Linked DNA regions of Homo sapiens: all the other regions are linked to region 6. The links are chromatin contacts, found by Hi-C or POLR2A ChIA-PET in ENCODE. All regions are on one chromosome and are shown on one strand. The core of a region is the stretch at or near the end of the contact, and the rest is flanking DNA. Distances in the headings are between cores, read along the strand shown. Region 1 holds the start of NDUFAF3 (NADH:ubiquinone oxidoreductase complex assembly factor 3). Region 2 holds the start of QRICH1 (glutamine rich 1). Region 3 overlaps LRRC2 (leucine rich repeat containing 2). Region 4 holds the start of TCTA (T cell leukemia translocation altered). Region 5 holds the start of ARIH2 (ariadne RBR E3 ubiquitin protein ligase 2). Region 6 holds the start of SMARCC1 (SWI/SNF related BAF chromatin remodeling complex subunit C1). Region 7 holds the start of USP4 (ubiquitin specific peptidase 4).

Region 1 (2,960 bases), core at 258-2,757, 1.2 Mb before region 6:
ACTCAGGAGGCTGAGGCACGAGAATCGCTTGAATCCAGGAGGTGGAGGTTGTAGTGGGCCAAGATCACGCCACTGCACTGCAGCCCGGGCGACAGCGAGACTCCATCTCAAAAAAAGAAAAACAATCAGCGATTTTGTGAGAAAAGCCGTTGAGGTCCTCTCAAATCTGCATGTGAGCAAGTAGGTCTACAACAGGCAAACATACTGCTTCCCGACTTCTGAAAAGTCAAGGAATCCTAAGTAATCTAGATGAAAAAGTGACTCCTTGGTTTCTTCACATTCCCCTCCAAGAGCCCAGTGAGCCATCAGCTCCTGGCCAGCAACACACCTGATACAAAATGGGAGAAGTGTATAAATTATTATGTTGATAAGCAAGATAAGTGCCAAAGGGTAGATAAGAGTGAAAGCATTGGGAAGCCTGGCAGAGTGCAGTCAGCAGGTCAGTTCCTGGCGGTTCATTGAGCAGCTTGGCCCAAAGATGTAAGTGAAGTCCCTCCTGGTGGAGGGATGAGAGCAGCTCCAGTTACTCGGCCTTCATGACACAGGAAGTTGAAGGTGGCACAGGCATTGGGCTGCAAAGAAAAGGCCAGCATCAGCCTGTCTAGCGCCAGGCCTGTGCTCCCCGCAGCATGCCCCAGTCCCGGGACTCACCGTGTCCTGCACTTCCACAGCAATGCCCCGCTGCCTCATGGCTTGAAGCACCTGGGACTGCAGCCTCTCGGTCCGGTCTCCAGTCCCCACCACCACGATCTCTAGGGAAGGGTGGGTGTGGCTAGTCTACAGTTCTGTTGAGAGGCTGCAGTGGGGGTCGCCTTCTGGGGCCCAGAACACCTCTGTTCTCCCTCCCCTTCCCCAGTACCTATCCGGGGCTCCAGCAACCAGAAGAGGGAAAAGCTGTCTTCGGTGATGTCCTGGTGGGATCCCACCTGTGCAGGGAGGAGGCACATTTAATACGACAAATCCACGCAGCCTCTCCCCATCTCCATCCACTGCAGGAGGAGACAGAGGAAAGCCAAGTTTGCAGGGACCAAGCAGGGTGAGGGCCTGTGACTCTGGGCCTCAGTTTCCACACTGCGGGCCAGGACTCACGTTCCACTGCACCACCGAGTGCGGGAGCAGAGCGCAGGGGCCGAGCACGCGGTTTCCGTTTATCATGAAGCCGCGGCTGTTGTAGCTGTCGATGTACATTGCCTGAGCGGCCTCGCGTTGCAGCAGAGAGATGCGCGTCCGCTGATACAGCTCGTCATCCGCCGGCGAGAGCCGATGCCCTCGCCGCGGGGCCCTGCGGAGGGAAAGGGTCAGGGGCGCGGGGCCGGGCCGGGCAGCCCGAGAGGCCGGAAGGTGCTGGGCTGGCAGTCGCCGGCCCTAGGGGGCTGGATGGTCGAGGGCGCGGGGTCCAAGCTCACCAGGGAAGCTCAACGGGCGGACAGCGCAGCGAGGGTCGCGCTCGGTACAAGCTACGTAGCGCGAGAGCGGTGGCCATGGCTGACCAACGCGCGGCGAAGTCGTCACCGGCGCCGTTAGTCCCCGGGTTGGGAGGGCCCTGCGGAGCCTGACCCAGCGTGGCTGCAGCGCCCCCTGCGTCCCGGAGGGCACCGCACAGCTCGACCGGCCCAGCAGGCGAGTGTCCTCAGTCTTAGGAGGCCGAGTTCCCCGACCTCCGGCGCAGCTCCAGTGTCAGCACCTGCCGCCCTCCCCGCCCCGGGCCCTTGCCCATAGTCCCGGGGGAGTGGAACACCTGGCAGCGTGGCCACCCTCAGGGCGTTGCCTGGGCCGCAGCCGCGGCCTGGCCCCCGGGCTCTCAGCTATTAAGCCGCGCTCCCGGGGCGGGGCGACCGCCCACCTGGTCGCGTCCCGAACACCTGGCCAGGCGGTGGGTGCCAGACTTCTAGCCCCTAATTCCAGCCTTTGGGGCTTCGGGCACCGTGGGCGGGGCAGCCGGCTCAAGTTTCTCCGGCTAGACGCGGAAGCACGCCCCGCCCTAACCGTCACCCGCGCGACCGTTGGCCTCTCCGCAGCGCGCGGAGAGGGGCGTGGCCGAGCGTGGATTGGCTTCTCGGGTTCTCTAGGGGGCGTGGCCAGGTGGTTTCTCCTTAAAATGGCTCCAAGTCTGCAGGCAGCCAGAGCAAGCGGAAGGGCAAGCTGTGATAGTGTTTGGGTGGCTGTTCGGCTGGCCCAGACCAGGCCGAACCGGACCAGACTTGAAGTAGAAGCGCGTGGAGCATCACCTTGTCCTCGTTCACTCTGCTCGCGTCCTGGGAGTCCCCCGTCCCCCGTCTTGATCCAAGTCAAGGGCCTACTGGCGCGAGAGTCGCTGGCCCCCGCGCGGGGTTTGGGCATCTCGGCACGCCGGCTCTGTCGTGGCCTCAGGGGAACATTGTCGCTTTCGCTACCCGCGGGGCCGGGCGAGCGGGAAGCTCGGCACAGTGGGAGCCTGGTGGTGGGTCTCCTGGGGCCGGTCGCAATGGGTTTCCGGGGGTCCCGCGGCTGCTCTGTGGACCCCTTCGGCCCCTGGTGCTCCGGGCGCTGGCAGCGTCACCGGACAAAGGCCACCGAGCGCGGGGGTGTCCCCGAGGTGGACGCGCGGGTTTACTTCCTCTCCGGCCCCACGGGCGCGCTTCCCTCCTGACGGATTCCGAAGCCCGCCCCACCACCGTCACCGCACCAGTGGCCCAGGCTTCGTGGGACCAACAGGGCTAATCCTGCCCCACGGATCTAATCCGGATCGGGACCCGGTCCCAGGGGAGGCCCCCACCTCCCCTTCTATTGTTCTGTGGCCCAGGTGAGCGTCTTGTTCCCTCTAGACTCCGTTTCACAACCTACTCCCGGGTCTTCCTCCTGGGACTGGGGATGGGCGGGTTCTGATGTGGCCCCAGGGCGAGTGACCTGGGGGCAGGAGCTCCCCCGCCCCCCGCCAACGGCTGGACAGCGGGCAACGGAATCCCAAAAGCAGCTGTTGT
Region 2 (2,764 bases), core at 210-2,709, 1.3 Mb before region 6:
CTCAATCTTGGCTCACTGCAACCTCTGCCTCCCGGGTTCAAGCGATTCTCGTGCCTCAGCCTCCCAAGTAGCTGGGATTACAGGCGGGCGCCACCACTCCTGAATAATTTTTGTAATTTCAGTAGAGACGGGGTTTTGCCAAATTGGCCAGACTGGTCTGGAACTCCTGACCCCAGGTGATCTGCCCGCCTCGGCCTCCCAAAGTGCTGGGATTGCAGGCGTGAGCCACTGCGCCCAATCAGCCTATAATTCTTTTTTATTTTTGAGACGGAGTCTCACTCTTGTCCCCCAAGCTGCAGTGCAATGGTGTGATCTCAGCTCACTGCAACCTCTGCCTCCCAGGTTCAAGCAGTTTTCCTGCCTCAGCCTCTTAAGTAGCTGGGATCACAGGCATGCACCACCACACTCGGCTAATTTTGTATTTTTAGTAGAGACGGGGTTCACCATGTTGGCCAGGCTGGTCTCAAACTCCTGACCTCAGGTGATTCACCCGCCTCGGTCTCCCAAAGTGTTGGGATTACAGACTTCAGCCACCGTGCCCGGCCCATTCGGCATATAATTTTTGAGTGCCTACTACGTGCCAGGCAAAGTGAGATGGGGCATACGTGCTGTGGTGGCCTTCCAAGTTCACGGGAGGGGAAATGGGTGACCAAGCACTGTATGGGAGCGGTCTCCCTGGGGCCTGTGCAAGACTGGAAGAGGTTCCTGACCCAGCCTGGGCCTCAGAAAACATTACTCTAACGAAGTGACTTCTGAAGGGAATCACGAAAGACTACGGGGAGTTTGCCAGGATAAGAGGAACAAGGGCAAAAGCTCCGAGGCAAAAAGAGTCTACAGCAGGCTGGAAGCCCTCTGGGGGCAGTGTAGGCTGCTGCTGAGGCCCGAGTGTGCCTGCAGCTTTAACGCCTTCCACATTTTCCCTGTATACAAACACTAGGCTACCCGGGGGCCCGCTTTAAGGTGGACCCAACTGCGGAAGGCTGAACTCAGATGGCAGCAGACAGCGGGAGTACCAGATGCTGACTCCTCCAGGAGGTGAGCAACCTAGAGGCTTCCCAGGCAGGGCACGGCTGGGGACGCCAGGCCCAGGACAGAAGTTTGTGGGGTCCACCTTAAGCGAGAGGCCGAGCCTGGCCAGGCCCCGCCCCGCGTGGGCGTGCTCGACCAAAGGAGGCTCTGGCGGGCGACGGAAGGTGGGTCCAAAGAGCTAGCTTGGAGCCCTAGCCTTCCGAGACTCCACTACTAGGCCAAGCCACGGCCCTAGCTCCGCCCCACATGGAGAGGCGTCCATGGGCGGAGCGAGCCGCTCCATACCCTAGGATCCACTATCCGCTCTAGCGGCCAGAAGCGCGGCCACCTTCCCCTGCTGAAGCGTTCACTTTAATTTTGGCCGGTAGGCAGTCCCAGATCTCGCGGGATCCGACGCCCCGATTATCGCGAGAGGAGCAATCGGCTCCTATTGGCTGTGAGGGTTGAATGTAAGATGGCGCCCAGGGAGCTGTGAGGAGAAAACCCTGTCGGTCTTGGAGCGACGACGGCAGAACCAGGGTCCCTGGCGGTGCGGCGGGGCCGGCGGGTGCAGCGGAGGCGGCGGCGGCGGCGGCAGTGACGTCGCCGGGTGAGGGCTCCAGTGCGGGTGGGGATGCGGCGAAGCTGTAGGCCTGAGACGGGGGGCCCACCCCACACAACGGCGGGCGGGGGCGGGCGGGCCACTACCGCTGGGCCCTGGAGAGTTCGGGGCGGCTCCGGAGCCGAAAACGTTCCTGGGCTAGCGCACCCCGCCCTGTGGATGGGGGAGGGGTGGCCCGGGGATTTGGGTGGGCGCGGCGCGAGATGGCGCGCCGGTGCGGGCGCGCGGCTGAGCCTGTTTTTACGCGCGCGCGCTGTGCGGCTCTCGGTGCGCGTGGCCGCCGACGTGCGCGTTCCCGGCCCGGATATCTCTGCTCTAGGAGCTGTGGCCCGTGGGCAACCGCGGCTTTCTGGAGCGCGCGCCCGTGACGACCCCCAGTTTTGGGGCGCGCGCTCTGATATCGGGTGGCGGTGCTGCCTCGAGAGCGCGCAGGAGGCTTCTGCTGAGCAGAGGGCCGGCCGCGGCTCGTTGCGCTGGGAAGGTTGAGGATTGGGTCCTTTCTGGTCTGGTGACGTTCCCGGGCATCCGTGGCCTCGGCCTGGAGAGAAACCAACCAGCTTTGCTGTCTGGCTTGCGGTTCCGCTCCTCTGTGAGGGGGGCGAGATTGCCCGTTCTCCTCGAAGAATGCCGTTACTTGAGGCCCAAGTACGGTGCGGGTGCTTGGGTAGGGTGTTTCTCTGCTTCGGAAACCAAGCCCTCTTGGTTTGAGAGGGCAGTGAGCCCCTTCGGATTTCCTCACCTTGTACTGGGCTTTCTGCCGGGCAGGGAAGGTTAATATTAGAAGGCCCTTGAGTGGTACCTGCTTATCTTTCATTAGAAACTAATACGTCCATAAGCGTAATTCATACACGTCACCTCTGTGCGCTCCGGAAGGGAATTCGCTTATGTGGCCCATGTGAACTCCGAGCTCTAAAATGCCAGTTTAAATCCTTAAACGCAGCTTTTCTTTTGCGTAAGTGGGAGGGGCTTACTTTATTATATTAAAGGCCCACCTTTGCCTCAGCCAAAAAGTTGGCCTTAAACAAAATGGAACAACCTGAGAATCAGTGCTTTACCTTTTTTGAAATTGCAGAAATCCCAGCAGAAATTACTAAAATCTGATAGTGTATCACTGTAAAAGTCACTTTTGGTGTA
Region 3 (2,865 bases), core at 296-2,795, 1.2 Mb after region 6:
CTTCGCCTCCTGGGTTCAAGCGATTCTCCTTCCTCAGCCTCCCAAGTAGCTGGGATTACAAGTGCACGCCACCACACCTAGCTAATTTTTGTATTTTTAGTAGAGATGGGGTTTCACCATGTTGGCCAGGCTGGTCTCGAACTCCTGACCTCAGGTGATTCACCCGCCTTGGCCTCCCAAATTGCTGGGATTACAGGCGTGAGCCACTGTGCCCGGCCCACTTTGCCTATCTTATGGTACTGTTGCATGAGATAATACTAGAGTGAAAGCACTTTTGCAAGTTAACAGCTTAACCCACACACAGGAGGGCAATGGTTGTAAAGCACATTACAAGTACCAAGTACAAAAAAGAAGGATCACTATGGACTCCATTGCTCCCTCCACCTCCCCTTCAACTGCCATGGAGTTTTCCACACCTCATCCCACCTCCACCCTGTGCTCCAGCCACTTTGCTGATGGTGCGTTGTGGTCAGCTTCTGAGGTCAGGGGACCTGTGTGTCTCGTCTTTGCCCCACCCCTCAGTGCTGAGCACCCCTCACCTGCAATGGGGGCTCGGTAACTCTCGGTGAATTAGATTTCTTCAGCTGGACAAATAGCCTCCTTAAAGTCTTTAAACGCTTCTTGCTTGACACCTTTACAGTTTTATCCCAGAACACTTGAGCTAGGGGAGGCCTTGGACACTGAGTTCATCAATGTCATTTCAGCAGTGGAGACCCAGGGAGGTGGCGTGACTGGAAAATGGCAGGGCCTGGGCCGGAACTCAGGTGTCCCAGCTGACTGTCTTTCTCATGCTTTTTCCCTTTCATAGACTCTTAAGAATATTTGGAAATGTGGTACAGCAAATATTAGAGGTTTATCAAGTATTTCTAAAAGCAACTACAGACAAAGGGAAACGAAGCACAAATTTTGAAATCGAATGTATAGACAGACCTTAGGGGATGTTAAGTTGGTATGTTGCAAATAAATAATACACATTGTGGCTCTAAGTGTGAGTCTGGTTTTTTGTGTTCACTAGGATTTAATTTTAATAACATCATGAATTCACGGCAGTTTTGAAATAGGGCTAATATACTGTTGTGAAGTTGACGACAACTGCGGTGTCTTTGGTTTCTTTTTGAAATGGCTGGAGTGCTGGTGGTTAAGTTTTATGCTCTCGTGTCTGCTTTCTCACTTCCTGTTTTAAAATAAATGCTTGGTTTTACACGGCTTTGTGCACACGGAGGAGCTAGTTCTGATTGATGTCATTCTTTCTATTTTAGGAGCTCCCAGATTCATTGAAGGAGCAGACACACCTGAGAGAATGGTACATAAGCAATACCTTGATTCAAATCATTCCTACATATATTCAGTTATTTCAAGCGATGAGAATTCTGGATCTGCCAAAAAACCAAATCTCACATCTTCCAGCAGAAATCGGTATGTCAACTTAGCAGGGGTCTTCGGGCCTCTGGTGTGTTAAGCAGGCAGCTGTCAGGCAGGTGACAGACACTGTGCAGACACCGTGTTTCCTCTCCAGCTTCCCCAGGAAGTGGTTGGGCAGGGCCGTTTGGAGGCTCCCCAGAGCTGCTTGTTTGCAGCATCCCTTTGGGTGGTGAGGTCGGCGTCTCGCCTGTATAACTCAGCACACAGGACACTTGCCAATTGCTCAGAAACCAGAAGTTTCATGAGTGAGCAATATTTTATTTAGGAACTCTGTGTTTATTTTCTTTTTGTTTTAAACCTATAAACGTGCAGTATGCTTATTAGAAATGTAATGTATTGCTCTTATACATTAGTCCATTGATAAATCTAGTTTAGCTTATGTTGTCTTTTTTTTTCTTTTCCTTGAGACGGAGTTTCGCTCTTGTTGCCCCAGCTGGAGTGCAATGGCACAATCTCGGCTCACTGCAACCTCTGCCTCCCTGGTTCAAGTGATTCTCCTGCCTCAGCCTCCCAAGTAGCTAGGGTTACAGTCACGTGCCACCAGCTGATTTTGTATTTTTTTTTTTAGTAGAGAAGGGGTTTCACCATGTTGACCAGGCTGGTCTCAAACTCCTGACCTCAGGTGCTCTGCCTGCCTCGGCTTCCCAAAGTGCTGGGATTACAGGCATGAGCCACAGTAACCAGCCTGATGTCTTTTTGATGGATCAAAATTTTATAATTCTCAGTCATTATTCAGTTGTGTTATCTTAAAATGAAAATGACAGTGATCATTATTGCTTCTCTTTTTCCTGGGGTGCAAGGAGTGAAGGTCTGGAGCTGCATGGAGCTCCATTCTTACACATGTGCCCTGGGACCAGTGGTTTCGCATAGTTATGTGAAAATTTACCAGAAGCCAAGACCCTGTGGGACAGGTGGCTTGTGGAGCCTCTGGTGTTCATACATGTCTTGCTGGCTGTGTCAAGACTACAAGGCTCTGACCACCCTCTTACCCAGGCCGATCTTGGGGATGCATATGCATGTACTAACCTTGAGGGATGAGGAGACACCTGCTCCCAGGCAAAGAGCAGCCTTGCTAACCACTTGCTGTAAAAGTGGTGGGTTCCCCAAGCTCAGGGTTCTCAGCTGTGATGTATATGTGCATAGCATCTATCCAGGCCATCTGCATCACGCTTGGTAAACTTAGCTGTAAGTGCAACTCACATCAGTATGCTGTGTTGGACCAGGAGCCTCGTGTCTTCTGTCGGTATCCATGAAACAGGAATAGGCAAAATTTATTAGCTTCTAAGCAGGGTAAAATCAAATTTTAGACCCAACAAGGATAAGTACTTCTGTTTCCTTGCCTAGTTTCTGGAAAGGTAGAAAGGACCTTAGAATTTCTATGACTGAAAAGTACCATTTTTGACATGTAAGGGGTCATTTACCTCCTGCCCCTTTATTTTGCAA
Region 4 (3,076 bases), core at 102-2,601, 1.6 Mb before region 6:
AGCATCACAGTCTTACCTATTCTAATATGTCACCCGTATTCTTCCCTCTTAGCCTTGCTCAATCCATTCCCTTTGCTTGGTACACTTTGTCACCCTGTGGCATTTGATCTCGGCTTAGGTGTCTTTCTTGGGAGAAGCCTTCCCTGACCACCCTTGCCCCATGCACTGCCGCCCTCCCCTAATAAATCCCTGGCTCCCCATGAGCAGGGCCCGGGTTGTCTTTGTTCTCTGGGCCTCGTGTGGCCCCTATCACGTGATAGGGGCCCAGAGATTATCTGAATGAATGCCCTGATTAGTGAGCGCATGTTTTGCAGAAGAGGAGGCTGACCCTGATGAGGTCAATGTGCTCAGGACAGAGATTACTGCCTTCCCAACTGAGGGGATTGTGCAGAGTGGAATCCAACAAACCTGTCATTTCATCTCTCTGAAATTATGACAATACCACCACCTATCCTACAGGCTGCTGAACAGCATGATGATGGACTGTCCAGACCTTGGTGTCACCCTAACTTGAAGCCTGAGCTCTACGTGCAGACTTGAAGCTTGCTGCAAAGGCCATTAAGCTGGTGGGCTTAAAGCCTGAGAACTCCCCTCTCTGTCACCAGCACAGGAGTGTCCTTGGAATGCCAAGCATGGGGTTGCGGTATGGACAGATTTACTCACCACGAAGGGAAATGCGTGGAGCCATCAGGCGTGGATCCATTCTGACCACCCAGACCTGGAGGCAGAAACACATCCAGAGCTGCAGAAGGCTGGGGTGGGAATCTGAGCAGGCATCAGCCCAGGTCAGGTTAGAGACCACTGGTATTGTTTGGTGAAGTCTGGTGAGGGTCCTAAGGGACTAATGGTATTGCCAGGTGAGAGTTCTGAGGAACAGATACAATGTGATGGGTGGACTGGTGGGGATTCTGGCGTAAAATGGTATGGTGGCATGAGTCAGGGCACAACGTTAAGTTCTCCCATCCAAGTACCTGGCTTAGCTTCCGAGGTCAGATGCGTTCAGGGTAGTAAGGCCGTGAACCAATGTTAAGTTCTGATGAGCCTCTTGCAGGATAGTGGGGAACCCAATGGTACAGTCGGGAGAGGGTGGGGGCGGGGGCGGCCAGCCCACGGAGGTTCGTAGGAAGCCTCACCTGGACGGTGATACAACCCGGTCACTGTATTCCCGTAGAACCCCCACGCCAGCTGGATGCCCAGGAGACTTAACACCAACCACAGCAGCAGCAGCTTGAAGAGGGTCACGCGCATGTCCTGCGCCTCCCACTCCCGCAAGAACTCGCTGCCCAGCGCGCCCAGCACCGTGGCCGGCAGAGCCTGCAAGGCCTGCCCAGACCAGGACTCCGCCATGACTGGCCCTCGCCCCACCCGGGGTACTGTCACCGTAGTCCCCACCACGCACGCGTGTGGTCTTCCGGGACCAGGCCCGTTAGTGCGCACGCGTAAACCCAGCCAGGGTGGGGCCTACTTCGCGTGCGTGAAGAGTTGGCAGTTCGGGGAGGAGTATTAAAACCGCGCACGCGCACCTAACCCCACCCTGCTTGCTTAAGGGATGAGTGACTCCGGGAGTACAAAATAGCAACCAGGTCTTTTATAGCCCCGGAGTTCCCGTGATGCCCCACGCGGCTGCAATGATTGGTTAAGGGTTTTGCTTTTAGGGCGTGGACGGGCTCCTGAGCAATAGTGGATGAGCTGTGAGTGCGCGCGCGTGCGCGGGGCCGCGACCTGTGCCGGCTCGAGCCCGCTGGGCACTCGGAGGCGCGCACGTCGTTCCCCGCCCTCCCGCCGCCGCCCGCCCTCGCTCTCTCGCGCTACCCTCCCGCCGCCCGCGGTCCTCCGTCGGTTCTCTCGTTAGTCCACGGTCTGGTCTTCAGCTACCCGCCTTCGTCTCCGAGTTTGCGACTCGCGGACCGGCGTCCCCGGCGCGAAGAGGCTGGACTCGGATTCGTTGCCTGAGGTGAGCGGAAGGGTTCCCTCCAGGCGCCGCGGGGCCCCAGGCCCGCCAGCCCGGTACTCTTCCGGCCGGCAGGCCGCCGCACCGCCGCGGCCGCGCCCCACCGGCTGCTCGTGGCCGAGCCGCCCCTGGCCCCTGACCCTTGACCTGACTCCCAGCCCGGGCCCCGCGCCCCAAGCGGCGACCCCGCCCGCGCAGTCCCCGGAAGCGCGCCCGGTAGTCTCCTGTGCCCCTTCCCCCGCCCGGCCGGGCCTGGTGGAGCCCAGGCTGCCCGCCTGCCCGCCCTCGGTCCCCGGAGCTTCCTCTCCCAGCGGCGCCGGGCAGGGCGGGGGCTTTGGGCCGGGCCCCGCGACCGCGCAGTGTAGCCGGCCGCTGAAAGCGCGCGTGGCTGTCGGAGTTGAAATGGGAAAGAAACTCTTTACAACTCCATTTTGCTTTTTACGTTTAACGAGAAACGACAATCACTGTTTCATATTGATTAAAGTCCAGTTACACTTTGGGTAGGTTTTCTTTTAATGCAGACTTGTTGGAGACTGTGTAAGTAAGTAAAAGATTGTATTGAACGCTTAGGGGTATGATCTACGGCCATACCACCTGGAACGCGCCCGAACTCGTCTGAAAGCTTTGGGGTCTGTTTTGAGTGGAAAAGGGGTATTTTCCATTTGGAAAAAAAAAACAACACACAAAACTGTAAATGATTTAAGCGATGTTGCATGAAAATAGATGCAATGTTGCTTAGTCGAAGTCGCTGTATTGATTAGGAATGATCTAAATATCTGTACCTTAGTTACTGATTGGATCTACAGTTACGGGTCGTCTTCATTGAATAGCGCTATTCGCATCCAAGTTGATTTGTTCACAAACCTTGTTTAGTAGTTTACGGTGGAAAATTGGAATCCTTTTTACCTCAAAGTTGGTTCCACTTGTGTTTTTTAATAGTTCTGATTTTAAATTTTTACCTCTGTTGTTGACTTGTTTGGTTCTGTCTTGAAGAAAGTCTTAAACGTTTCTTGCAGGTGTGTAAGTAGATATTTCACTCTGCCTTTCTGAAGGAGAAAAATTGAAAAACCAAAAAACTTCCATAATTTAAAATGTTGTATGTGGAGAGAATTTTTCAACCACTTA
Region 5 (2,914 bases), core at 401-2,900, 1.1 Mb before region 6:
AAATTGCTCACAGGCTTCTCACCAACCAAATATTTAGGTGGGGAAAACTCCAGGCTCCTCCAAAAAAAAAAGAGAGAGAACTCCATTTCATACTAAATGTTCTAGGTGCACATTTAAATGAAAATTTAATTTTTAATCATCTCAAAGTTAAATATCCGAATTCTACTTGAAAAAGTGGGCCGGGCACTTTTTCAAAAAAAATTTTTTTAAAGGTCATGCACAGTGGCTCACGCCTGTAATCCCAGCACTTTAGGAGGTCAAACCGGGAGGATAGCTTGAGCCCAGCAGTTCAAGACCAGCTTAGGCAACCTATTAAGATCACGTATCCACAAAAAATTTTACAAATTAGCCAGGTGTGGTGGTACGTGCCTGTGGTCCCAGCTACTTAGGAGGCTAAGAAAGGAGGATCACTTGAGCCCAGAAAGTCGGGGCTGCAGTTAGCTGTGATCGCCGCCACTGCACTCCAGCCTGGTGACAGCAACTTTGTCCCGCCCACCAAAAAAAAAAAAAAAAAAAATTTCCTCCAGAGCCAAAGTCACATGTTCAGGGGACCTAACAACCAACCATCCTGGGCTTGCCCACCACGCACAGAACACGTAAGTTTTAGTGAGTCTGAAGACGTTTACTCCAGATATGATCACTAGCGCTGAATTCAGGTCATTTACTAACTACACCTCCGAAGAAAAACGACTTGGCACAAAACTAGAAATCAGCAATTTCGTTTCAAAATCCTACACTTTGTATCTGTCTTTTCTAATACGGTGACCACTAGCCACATGTGGTTATTTAAATTTAATTACACTTAAAAAGTAAGTAAAATTTAAAATTTAGTTTCTCAGGTGCACTAGCCTACAGGTCAAATGCTTAACGGCCACGTGTGGCTAGTAGCTACCATGCTGAACAGCAAAGGTAAAGAACATGTCGCTATGACAGAAAGTTCTATGGGACCAGGCAATGAACAGTACTAAGGAGAAGTCATCCAAGAACGCGGCTGCCCAACCAGCTTCTGGCGAGGCGGCGGCACAGCTCCGGGGCCGCACATCCCTAGGGGCGCCGCGGGCTCCGGGATATTCGCGCGGACGCGGAGCCCGCGAGCTGGGGATACCCTCCACAGGCGGGCGTTAAACCGCGCGGGCAGCGCTGCGAGAGCTCCCAAAGATGACTCGAGTGGTGAGCCCCGAGGCGGCGCGTTTCCCCGCCGCGCCAGACAGGGAGAGAGGGCCTAGATGTGCCGGCGCCGGTTGGTCAGAGGCGGTGGCCTCTGACCTTTCCGAGAGCTGAGAAGGCGGCGGGAGGAAAAAAGGCAGACACACGCTGGGCGCCCGGCCGCTGACGGCGGGTAATGCTCGGACAACGTGCCGGCGACGGGGAGCGCCCGGGCCTCCCGGGCGACGGCGAAGGCGGAGTCCCGGCCCGGCCAGGGAGGCGCGCGGAGAGGCCCCCCCAGCGGCCAGCCAAGGTAAACAAGGCCGTGACGTGCGCCGCGCACTTACCGGGAGCTGCGGCCTCGCGGCCGCTGAGCCCGAACAAGCCAGACCGGGTCAGGCCGGGCCAGAGGGACCGGATTGGGGCGAAGCGGCAGCGGAGGCGGCGGGCCGACGCCGGTCAAGCCCGCGCTGCTTCCTCCAGAAGAGTCGTCCCCACAGCTCCGGAAGTGCTTGGCGCCGTTGCGTCACTTCCGGATCGGGGTCGACCCACGGTCGCTCGGGTCGCGACAGGCTCCCGGCTAGAGGGCCTGTTTAGCGCCGCCTCCTTGAAACTTAGCGCTCTGACCCAGAGTCTGACCAGGGTACGGCAGGCGCCGACCGCGTCTGGAGCCACTATTCGCCTACCAGCGTCTCCCGTCGAGATGTTTTTAACCAGCGCGTTTCTCACCGGCTTCTCATTTCACTGTTTGTACTCCGGGATCGGGCACGGAGAAGACATCCTGGCGTCAGTGGAGCAGATAACCATTGTTTCTCGGCCGCTATCTGGTCAGAGGGGAGCTGGGCCGGGAAATTCTGCCTACACCCCGAGGCGGTCGCAGGGTGGCCCCAGAGCCGCAACCACACCAGGCTTTCGCTTCCCCTGCCGAGGCCTCGTTCGCCGCGCAGTTCTCCGACTTACGGTCACCGTGCAAGATTGCATCTTAACTGCCTTGCTTGCAGTTTCTTTTCACAGTATAGGAGTTGTCATCATGACTTCCAGTTACCTTCTGGGACCGGTTGTCAAATGATGTGGCTAGAGACGGAGGCTCACTCAGATTGTTGCTGCACCACAATGGAAATGCCAGTATGAAGCCGCTGATGTTAGGAAGGCTCCAGGTTGTGCAATTCCATAGACAACAAATCAAATCATTTCCAACCATACTGGAGTCGCGTATATACATATTCAAGACACCTGTGCAGGCCGGGCGCGGTGGCTCAAGCCTGTAATCCCAGCACTTTGGGAGGCCGAGGCGAGTGGATCACGAGGTCAGGAGATCGAGACCATCCTGGCTAACACGGTGAAACCCCGTCTGTACTAAAAGTACAAAAAAATTAGCCGGACGTGGTGGCGGGCGCCTGTAGTCCCAGCTACTCGGGAGGCTGAGGCAGGAGAATGGCGTGAACCCGGGAGGCGGAGCTTGCAGTGAGTCGAGATGGCGCCACTGCACTCCAGCCTGGGCGACAGAGCGAGACTCTGTCTCAAAATAAAATAAAATAAAATAAAAAATAAAACAAATAAAGACACCTGTGCTGGCTGGTCGCTGTGGCTCATGCCTGTAATCCCTGCACTTTGGGAAGCCGAGGTGGGAGGATCGCTTGAGCCCAAGAATTTGATGTAGTGAGACCCCCCTCCTTTCTACAAAAAAATTAAAAATTAGCTGGGCGAGGTGGCACACACCTGTGCATCCCAGCTACTCAGGGGGCTGAGGTGATATAGGATCGCTTGA
Region 6 (3,172 bases), core at 586-3,085:
GTAAGAGAATATATAGACTATACTTGTCTGTAGAAAATACACATTAAACTTTTTGATAGTGATGGGTATTATGTCAGCAACTTACTCTTAGATGATTCAGGAAAAGTTCTTTGTATTATATTTGCAACTTTTCTGTTAAATCTGAGAAAGTTTCAAATTAAAAACTTTTTTTTTCAGACGAGTTTGGCTCTGTCGCCTAGGCTGGAGTGCAGTGGCGTGATCTCAGCTCACTGCGATCTCCACCTCCTCCTGGGTTCAAGCAATTCTCCTGCCTCAGCCTCCCGAGTAGCTGGGATTACAGGCATGCACCACCACACCTGGCCAATTTTTGTAGTTTTAGTAGAGACGGGGTTTCACCATGTTGGCCAGGGTGGTCTGGAACTCCTGACCTCGTGATCAGTCTGCCTTGGCCTCCCAAAGTGTTGGGATTACAGGCGTGAGCTATCTCGCCTGGCCCTCTTGATCACATTCTATTAACTTTTTTATTTAATATATTTTACTGTCCGTGACACAGCCCTCAGGAGATCCTGAAAACATGTACACACCCTCATTTTTAAAAGATCTCAGAAACTTACCAGCAGTTAGTCACGTTCTCACAAGCAATTAGTTACTTGCTTCTCTGCGATCATATAGCATTATGTTCACAACTCCATTATGGCCAGTCATACTTTTTATGTTTCTGAAACAGGGTTTCGCTCTGTCGCCCAAGCTGAAGTGTAGTGAGTGGCGCGATTATAGCTCACTGCAGCCTCCATCTCCCCAGCTCAAGGGATCCTCCCACCTCAGCCCTCCAAGAGGCTAGGACCACAGGCTTGCAACACAACGCTGGCTGATTTTTGTATTTTTTGTAGAGACGGGGATGGGTGTGGTGGTCTAGAGCTCCTGGGCTCAATTGATCCTCCCGCCTCAGCCTCCCAAAGTGCTCCGCACCCGGCCAATATACCTTGTTAATAATTTAAAAATTTTCGGCTTCTATGTGGGCCATTCATTAACTCATCAAGTATTTACTGTACATCTGTTCCTTGTCTCAGGTGTTCAGGATACACCTGTGAACAAGTTAAGATTAGGTTCTCATGTAATTTATGTGGAAGGTAAATGAGAAACTAGAAACGCCGGGTCGTGGTGAGCGCTATGCAGAAAGTGTATGGGTGTGAACAGTTGTTCAAGATTGTTAAGATCTGACAACTACTTTCTGAAGTCCTTTGAAGCAGTGAATCTGAACGCGTCTCGTAAGTGCAAATCAGAAGGGAAGACCTGCTGAGGTCTCGAAAGAGCCAGTGCAAGGGCCCCTGGGGCAGGAATGAGCCGCTGTGGCTGGACCCCTGAGGGAGTGGAAGGTCTGTGAAGCCGAAAAGCCTAGGCGTGGGAGTCCCAGATGGCTGTTCACAAATGCCGCCGGGCCGCTGGGGGTGGAGGGCCTGAGGGAAAGCGGGGCCCGGCGCAGTCCCAGTCCGGGTGCAGGGCCCTCGGCCAGCACTCGATACCCTAGACAGGCTTTCCCTTGGGCATTTCTCGCACCAGGCCTTTTCCCTCCAGCGGAGGCGGGCTATGACACATAACCCACCTGCGGTTGTTGACCGCATAATGATTCGACGTCGGTAGCGAGGGAAGAGCAAGGCTCAAAAACCGGCGCTCACTAGGGCAGAATGCAGCCTACGGAGGATGGCGGAAGAGGCGGCTGAGGCCGCAGGACGTGCTATTCCAAGGCACGGCCGCACGAGTGCTACGCATGCGCGTGCGCTGGCTCGCGTCAGATACAGTGCCAGTTCCCAGATGGGGCGGGGCCGGGCGTCCGCGCCGGAAGAGGGTTGGCTGGGCGGGGCCGGGAAGCGGCAGTGGCGGCTACGCGCGCGGGGGTGCGCGCGGGAACGACCGGGAAACACCGCGAGGGCCGGGGTGGGCCAGGCTGTGGGGACGACGGGCTGCGACGATGGCCGCAGCGGCGGGCGGCGGCGGGCCGGGGACAGCGGTAGGCGCCACGGGCTCGGGGATTGCGGCGGCAGCCGCAGGCCTAGCTGTTTATCGACGGAAGGATGGGGGCCCGGCCACCAAGTTTTGGGAGAGCCCGGAGACGGTGTCCCAGCTGGATTCGGTGCGGGTCTGGCTGGGCAAGCACTACAAGAAGGTGGGTTCGCGCGCCCGTGGGGGCCGGGAGACCACGCGACCGGGGCCGGAGGCGGCAGCTGGCCTCGCGGGCCTCGGGCCGCCCCTCCCCCCCGCACGCCACGAGGGACAACAAAGGCAGGCGCCGGGCCCGCCACGCCCCCGCCGCCCGCTCTGGGCGCCCGCGATCCCGGGGCCTGACTGGGGTTCGGGGCTCTCTCCTCTGAGCCTACGCACCCATGGTGAAAGCCCCTGCTCAGTCTCGTGTGCCAGAGCAGGTCGAGCTCAGCCACTAAGCGAGTGTGACTCTCTCTCTTTTGTCAGCTGCCTTAGGTGTGTGAACAATGATCCCTAAAGACCGAGCAAGCGTGGTAAAAGCAGCTTCAAGTTTTGTTTAGAGCGTATTCAAAGTCTCGAGGGGGTTTGCTACCTGTTGTTGAATTGCTAAACGACTGGGATGATTGTATTCGTTAATTAATAACAGGCAATATGAATTCTAGGATGGATGAGAACTATTAACGACGGTTCTACCTCATCGTGCTTCTGGTTCTGTGTGGCGTGAGAGTTGATGGTCGCTTGTACGTAAAGTGTTCTAAAGGGAGGCCTTCCCCAAGAACCCAGTTTTTATTAGAGCACTTTTCTTGTGTCACCTTTATTTTCTTCGTAGTGTTTACCACATTTTGAAATTATTCATTTACTGATTTCTCCTACCTTTGGAACGGAAGTTCCGCCGAGTCAGTAGTTTTCAAAGTTTTGACTTAATCCTTTGTTTATAACAAATGTTTTTTTTTTTTCCAACTTCCCTTTTGTGTAAATATTCAGGAGGACTCCCTTAAAGGGTGTAATGAAGCAGGTAGCCGAAAAGGCTCCCCAGCCTCTGAAGTTTTCCTATCACCCTCTTTAGTTCTGTACTTTCTCCTATTGAGAATCATAGCACTGAAGCAAGGGCTTTGTTCACTGCAGTGTATCCGGGAACGTGGCTGATACTTATTGCCTTACCCTTAGTGGCTGCTTAGTAAATATTTGTTGAATGAATGAAAACATAAACTAGTTTAGGAACCTATTTTTT
Region 7 (2,765 bases), core at 197-2,696, 1.6 Mb before region 6:
GTCTCCACGTTGGTCAGGCTGGTCTCGAATGCCCGACCTCAGGTGATCCTCCTGCCTCGGCCTCCCAAAGTGCTGGGATTACAGGTGTGAGCCACCGCGCCCGGCCGGTTCACACCCTTTATTTGTATTTATTTTTTTTTTTTTGAGACAGGGTCTCACTTTGCCGTCCAGTCTCAAGTGCAGTGGCGCCATCTCGACTCACTGCAACCTCGACCTCCTGGGCTCAAGGGATCTTCCTACCTCAGCCTCCCAAGTACCTGGGACCACAGACGCGAGCCACTGCCCGGCTATTTTTTGTATTTTTTTGTAGAGACGGGATTTCGCTATGTTGCCGAGGTTGGTCTCTAACTCCTGGGCTGAACCTATCCTTCCGCCTCAGCCTCCCAAAGTGCTGGGACGACAGGCTTGAACCACCGCGCCCGGCCTGGTTCACACACTTTAATGGCACTTACCACATACTGCTAGGCATTGAGGTTATTTCTGTAACATCTCTTCTTTTCTACTAGATTCTATGAGGGCAGGAACTAGGTCTTATTTTTCTCTGAGGACAAGGACTGTTAGACAAGTGTATGGAGACGCATCTAGACCAACTGCCTGACTTCCTCTTTCCTCTGGGTTTACTTCTCCCTCCAAGAGGAGGGTTGTGTGTGTGAGCGGGGCGACTGGAAAACATAGTGTTCAGGACGTTGTATCTTGTTCCAGGAACTAAGTACACGCCTGGGTAACTAATGTGGAGTACCTCTCCTTCCCCTGTTGCTATCGCCCCTCTGTGGCTGCTTGGCAAGTAGCTCAGTATGAAGAGCTGACGGAATTCTGCGGTGGGCCAGGTGGCTCTGGCGTCGACTGTTTAAGGCGACTGTTAATGACTACAACACACCATTGAGTCTTGGTCCCAAGGCGCTGGTGCACATGGTACTTCCCGAAATCCCTGTAGGGCCGCTGGAGCAGGAGCCCCGATCCCACGTTTGGGCAGCTGACTCGCCTAAGGCCTCCAGCTGAAAGCGGAATTGCAGGGGTGAGAATGAGCAGACCTAACTACCGGGCTTCTCGCACCTGGCCTGCATTTATTTAGGACCACGATAACCTCGAAGGCCAGGCTGGGGTGCCCGATGGGTCGTGGGCTTGCTGCCTAACTCCCTGAGATCGGCGGGCTGAACAGAGCTTCGAAGTGTAGCGCCATCCTGAGCAGAGGAAGGGGCGCCCGAAGGCCGCGTAGCGGGCGGCAGGGCGGGAGGAAGTAGCAGCTGCTGCTCCCCGCCCACCCCTCTCGCGTGTGCCTTTCCGCTCCACTGTTCGCCGGTGAGCTAGGTGGCGCGAGAGCGGAGGGGAGAAAAGACAGCGGCTGCAGGAGCCGAAGGCCGCGGCTCGAGGTGGGGCAGGGGCGGGCACGCGAGCGTGCGTGCGTGGGCGCGGTCTATAGCACGCCGCGCGCGGGGCGGATGTCCGGGCCGGCTGGGCCGGGGCCGCGGAGGAGATGGCGGAAGGTGGAGGCTGCCGTGAGCGACCGGATGCGGAGACTCAGAAGTCCGAGCTTGGACCCTTAATGAGGACCACACTCCAACGCGGGGCGCAGTGGTGAGCTCCCGGCTCGCTCTTCCTCTATGCAGAACCAGGGGCCGAGAAAAAGGGGCCTCCTTTTTCTCGGCTAGAGTAGGGGCTGGGCGGGGATGGTATGTAGTGACCCTGGAAGAGTAGCCTGACACCTGCCCCTCAGGAGAATAACTCCAGGATCAGCTCTGGGAAAGCGCAGGCGGGGCCTGAGTGTCGTCTCAGTTCATTTGGAGCCCTAGGGGGCGGGCCCGGCGGGGGCCAGGAGGAGGGATGTGGAGAAGGGGAAGGTTGGTGGGGACCCTAAGGGTGGGGAGAGCCCTTTACCATGAGGACTCGCCGTGTGACCTTGGGCGAAGGTGTCACAGACCTGGATTCCTCACTGTTAAAACCAGGATAGCAATATTTGGCTCACCGACCTCAGTGGGTTGAGGGGAAAATCAGAAGTAGATACTTTGTAACTTGTAAACTGCCAACAGATGTCAAGGTCAGAAGCTGAACAAATGTCTGAGAACCCCGATTATTTTGGTAGCAAGTGTCAAAAATATTTGCGGCAGCAGTGTCTTGGAGTGGGAGAGGAGGATAGCCTAGGTCCTGGAGCTAGATAGAAGATGAAGGGTCCAGAATTTAGAAGACCCAGGCTGAGTTATTAGGCATCTTAATAGATTGTTTAGTAGAGGGGACAATACTTTGTACTACTGGAGAGATTCCTGGGTGGTGTAATTGTGTAGGAGTAGAAAAACTAAGGCTAGACTTTGCATCGAGTATGATTGTTACCCATCTTGTTTGTTTTGTTTTGTTTTGAGATGGAGTTTCACTCTTGTTGCCCAAGCTGGAGTGCAGTGGCGTGATCTTGGCTCACGGCAACCTCCGCCTCCCGGGTTCAAGCGATTCTCCTGCCTCAGCCTCCCGAGTAGCTGGGATTACAGGCTCACGCCACCACACCCAGCTAATTTTTTGTATTTTTAGTAGAGACCGGGTTTCACCATGTTGGGTAGGCTGGTCTCAAACTCTTGACCTTATGATCCACCCGCCTCGGCCTCCCAAAGTGCTGGGATTACAGGTGGGAGCCACCGTGCTCGGCCCGAGTGTTACCTATCTTTAAGAAATCATTGTGGTGATGATCTGCCGAGGAATTGAGCAGGAGAATAGAAAAATTGGGGTTAGGAGGAGTACAGATAACAGCTTATGTATTCACCTTGAGCTAACCAGTTTGT

What was found. Hi-C counts contacts between places; a loop is a spot of excess contacts on that map. ChIA-PET counts read pairs that join two places held with the same protein, here RNA polymerase II (POLR2A). Pooled maps may share reads with other maps.
Region 1: a map with no recorded cell type shows a loop between it and region 6 (11-fold over the local background). The contact joins the promoter of NDUFAF3 here to the promoter of SMARCC1 in region 6. A Hi-C loop is called at or near these places in 2 of 37 single-sample maps with no recorded cell type and 7 of 50 pooled maps. POLR2A ChIA-PET finds 5 or more read pairs at or near these places in 2 of 52 experiments (HepG2 and activated B cell).
Region 2: a loop to region 6 is called in a pooled map, with 11 times the contacts of the local background. The contact joins the promoter of QRICH1 here to the promoter of SMARCC1 in region 6. A Hi-C loop is called at or near these places in 2 of 37 single-sample maps with no recorded cell type and 7 of 50 pooled maps.
Region 3: a map with no recorded cell type shows a loop between it and region 6 (15-fold over the local background). The contact joins the enhancer-like site here to the promoter of SMARCC1 in region 6. A Hi-C loop is called at or near these places in 5 of 37 single-sample maps with no recorded cell type and 8 of 50 pooled maps.
Region 4: a loop to region 6 is called in a map of naive thymus-derived CD4-positive, alpha-beta T cell, with 11 times the contacts of the local background. The contact joins the promoter of TCTA here to the promoter of SMARCC1 in region 6. A Hi-C loop is called at or near these places in 1 of 168 maps with a recorded cell type or tissue (naive thymus-derived CD4-positive, alpha-beta T cell) and 8 of 50 pooled maps. POLR2A ChIA-PET finds 5 or more read pairs at or near these places in 1 of 52 experiments (AG04449).
Region 5: a pooled map shows a loop between it and region 6 (12-fold over the local background). The contact joins the promoter of ARIH2 here to the promoter of SMARCC1 in region 6. A Hi-C loop is called at or near these places in 1 of 37 single-sample maps with no recorded cell type and 7 of 50 pooled maps. POLR2A ChIA-PET finds 5 or more read pairs at or near these places in 3 of 52 experiments (GM10248, H1 and WTC11).
Region 7: a loop to region 6 is called in a pooled map, with 11 times the contacts of the local background. The contact joins the promoter of USP4 here to the promoter of SMARCC1 in region 6. A Hi-C loop is called at or near these places in 3 of 37 single-sample maps with no recorded cell type and 6 of 50 pooled maps. POLR2A ChIA-PET finds 5 or more read pairs at or near these places in 1 of 52 experiments (activated CD4-positive, alpha-beta T cell).

Annotation. Positions count from the first base shown.
Region 1 is chr3:49,020,668-49,023,627 of GRCh38, reverse strand. NDUFAF3 (NADH:ubiquinone oxidoreductase complex assembly factor 3) reads right to left here and starts at 1,507. Exons shown (of 5, transcript NM_199069.2): 1 at 1,407-1,507; 2 at 1,090-1,282; 3 at 860-926; 4 at 652-752; 5 at 133-572. The coding sequence starts at 1,483. The coding sequence ends at 456. It overlaps MIR191 (microRNA 191), which reads left to right and starts at 2,919; the gene lies at 2,919-2,960. It also overlaps a transcript of DALRD3 not described here. RefSeq lists silencers at 1,117-1,166, 1,227-1,346, 1,387-1,486, 1,707-1,896, 1,933-2,135 and an enhancer at 1,651-2,420.
Region 2 is chr3:49,092,766-49,095,529 of GRCh38, reverse strand. QRICH1 (glutamine rich 1) reads left to right here and starts at 1,459. Exons shown (of 10, transcript NM_198880.3): 1 at 1,459-1,618. RefSeq lists enhancers at 885-1,224, 1,335-1,454, 1,823-2,335 and a silencer at 1,575-1,824.
Region 3 is chr3:46,537,596-46,540,460 of GRCh38, reverse strand. It overlaps LRRC2 (leucine rich repeat containing 2), which reads left to right. Exons shown (of 9, transcript NM_024512.5): 4 at 1,260-1,416. Among named protein-coding and RNA genes, the nearest start is that of LRRC2-AS1, 18 kb to the left of the region's middle. RefSeq lists an enhancer at 1,340-1,399. Within about 2 kb of position 1,545, at least 16 of the 41 ENCODE cell types and tissues checked have a DNase peak (open chromatin) inside an H3K27ac peak, as active enhancers do.
Region 4 is chr3:49,410,698-49,413,773 of GRCh38, reverse strand. TCTA (T cell leukemia translocation altered) reads right to left here and starts at 1,351. Exons shown (of 3, transcript NM_022171.3): 1 at 1,134-1,351; 2 at 664-718. The coding sequence starts at 1,347. RHOA (ras homolog family member A) reads left to right here and starts at 1,798. Exons shown (of 5, transcript NM_001664.4): 1 at 1,798-1,954. RefSeq lists enhancers at 1,139-1,548, 1,484-1,778, 1,677-2,651 and silencers at 1,619-1,918, 1,979-2,258, 2,269-2,358.
Region 5 is chr3:48,917,578-48,920,491 of GRCh38, reverse strand. It overlaps ARIH2 (ariadne RBR E3 ubiquitin protein ligase 2), which reads right to left and starts at 1,650. Exons shown (of 16, transcript NM_006321.4): 1 at 1,494-1,650. ARIH2OS (ARIH2 opposite strand lncRNA) reads left to right here and starts at 1,107. Exons shown (of 1, transcript NR_161301.1): 1 at 1,107-2,704. RefSeq lists enhancers at 520-1,270, 1,271-2,022, 1,748-2,217, 2,023-2,773 and silencers at 1,328-1,407, 1,478-1,577.
Region 6 is chr3:47,780,556-47,783,727 of GRCh38, reverse strand. It overlaps SMARCC1 (SWI/SNF related BAF chromatin remodeling complex subunit C1), which reads left to right and starts at 1,835. Exons shown (of 28, transcript NM_003074.4): 1 at 1,835-2,125. The coding sequence starts at 1,931. RefSeq lists silencers at 1,092-1,151, 1,262-1,311, 1,722-1,941, 2,122-2,361 and an enhancer at 1,595-1,889.
Region 7 is chr3:49,338,734-49,341,498 of GRCh38, reverse strand. It overlaps USP4 (ubiquitin specific peptidase 4), which reads left to right and starts at 1,446. Exons shown (of 22, transcript NM_003363.4): 1 at 1,446-1,575. The coding sequence starts at 1,475. RefSeq lists enhancers at 826-885, 976-1,145, 776-1,275 and a silencer at 1,316-1,505.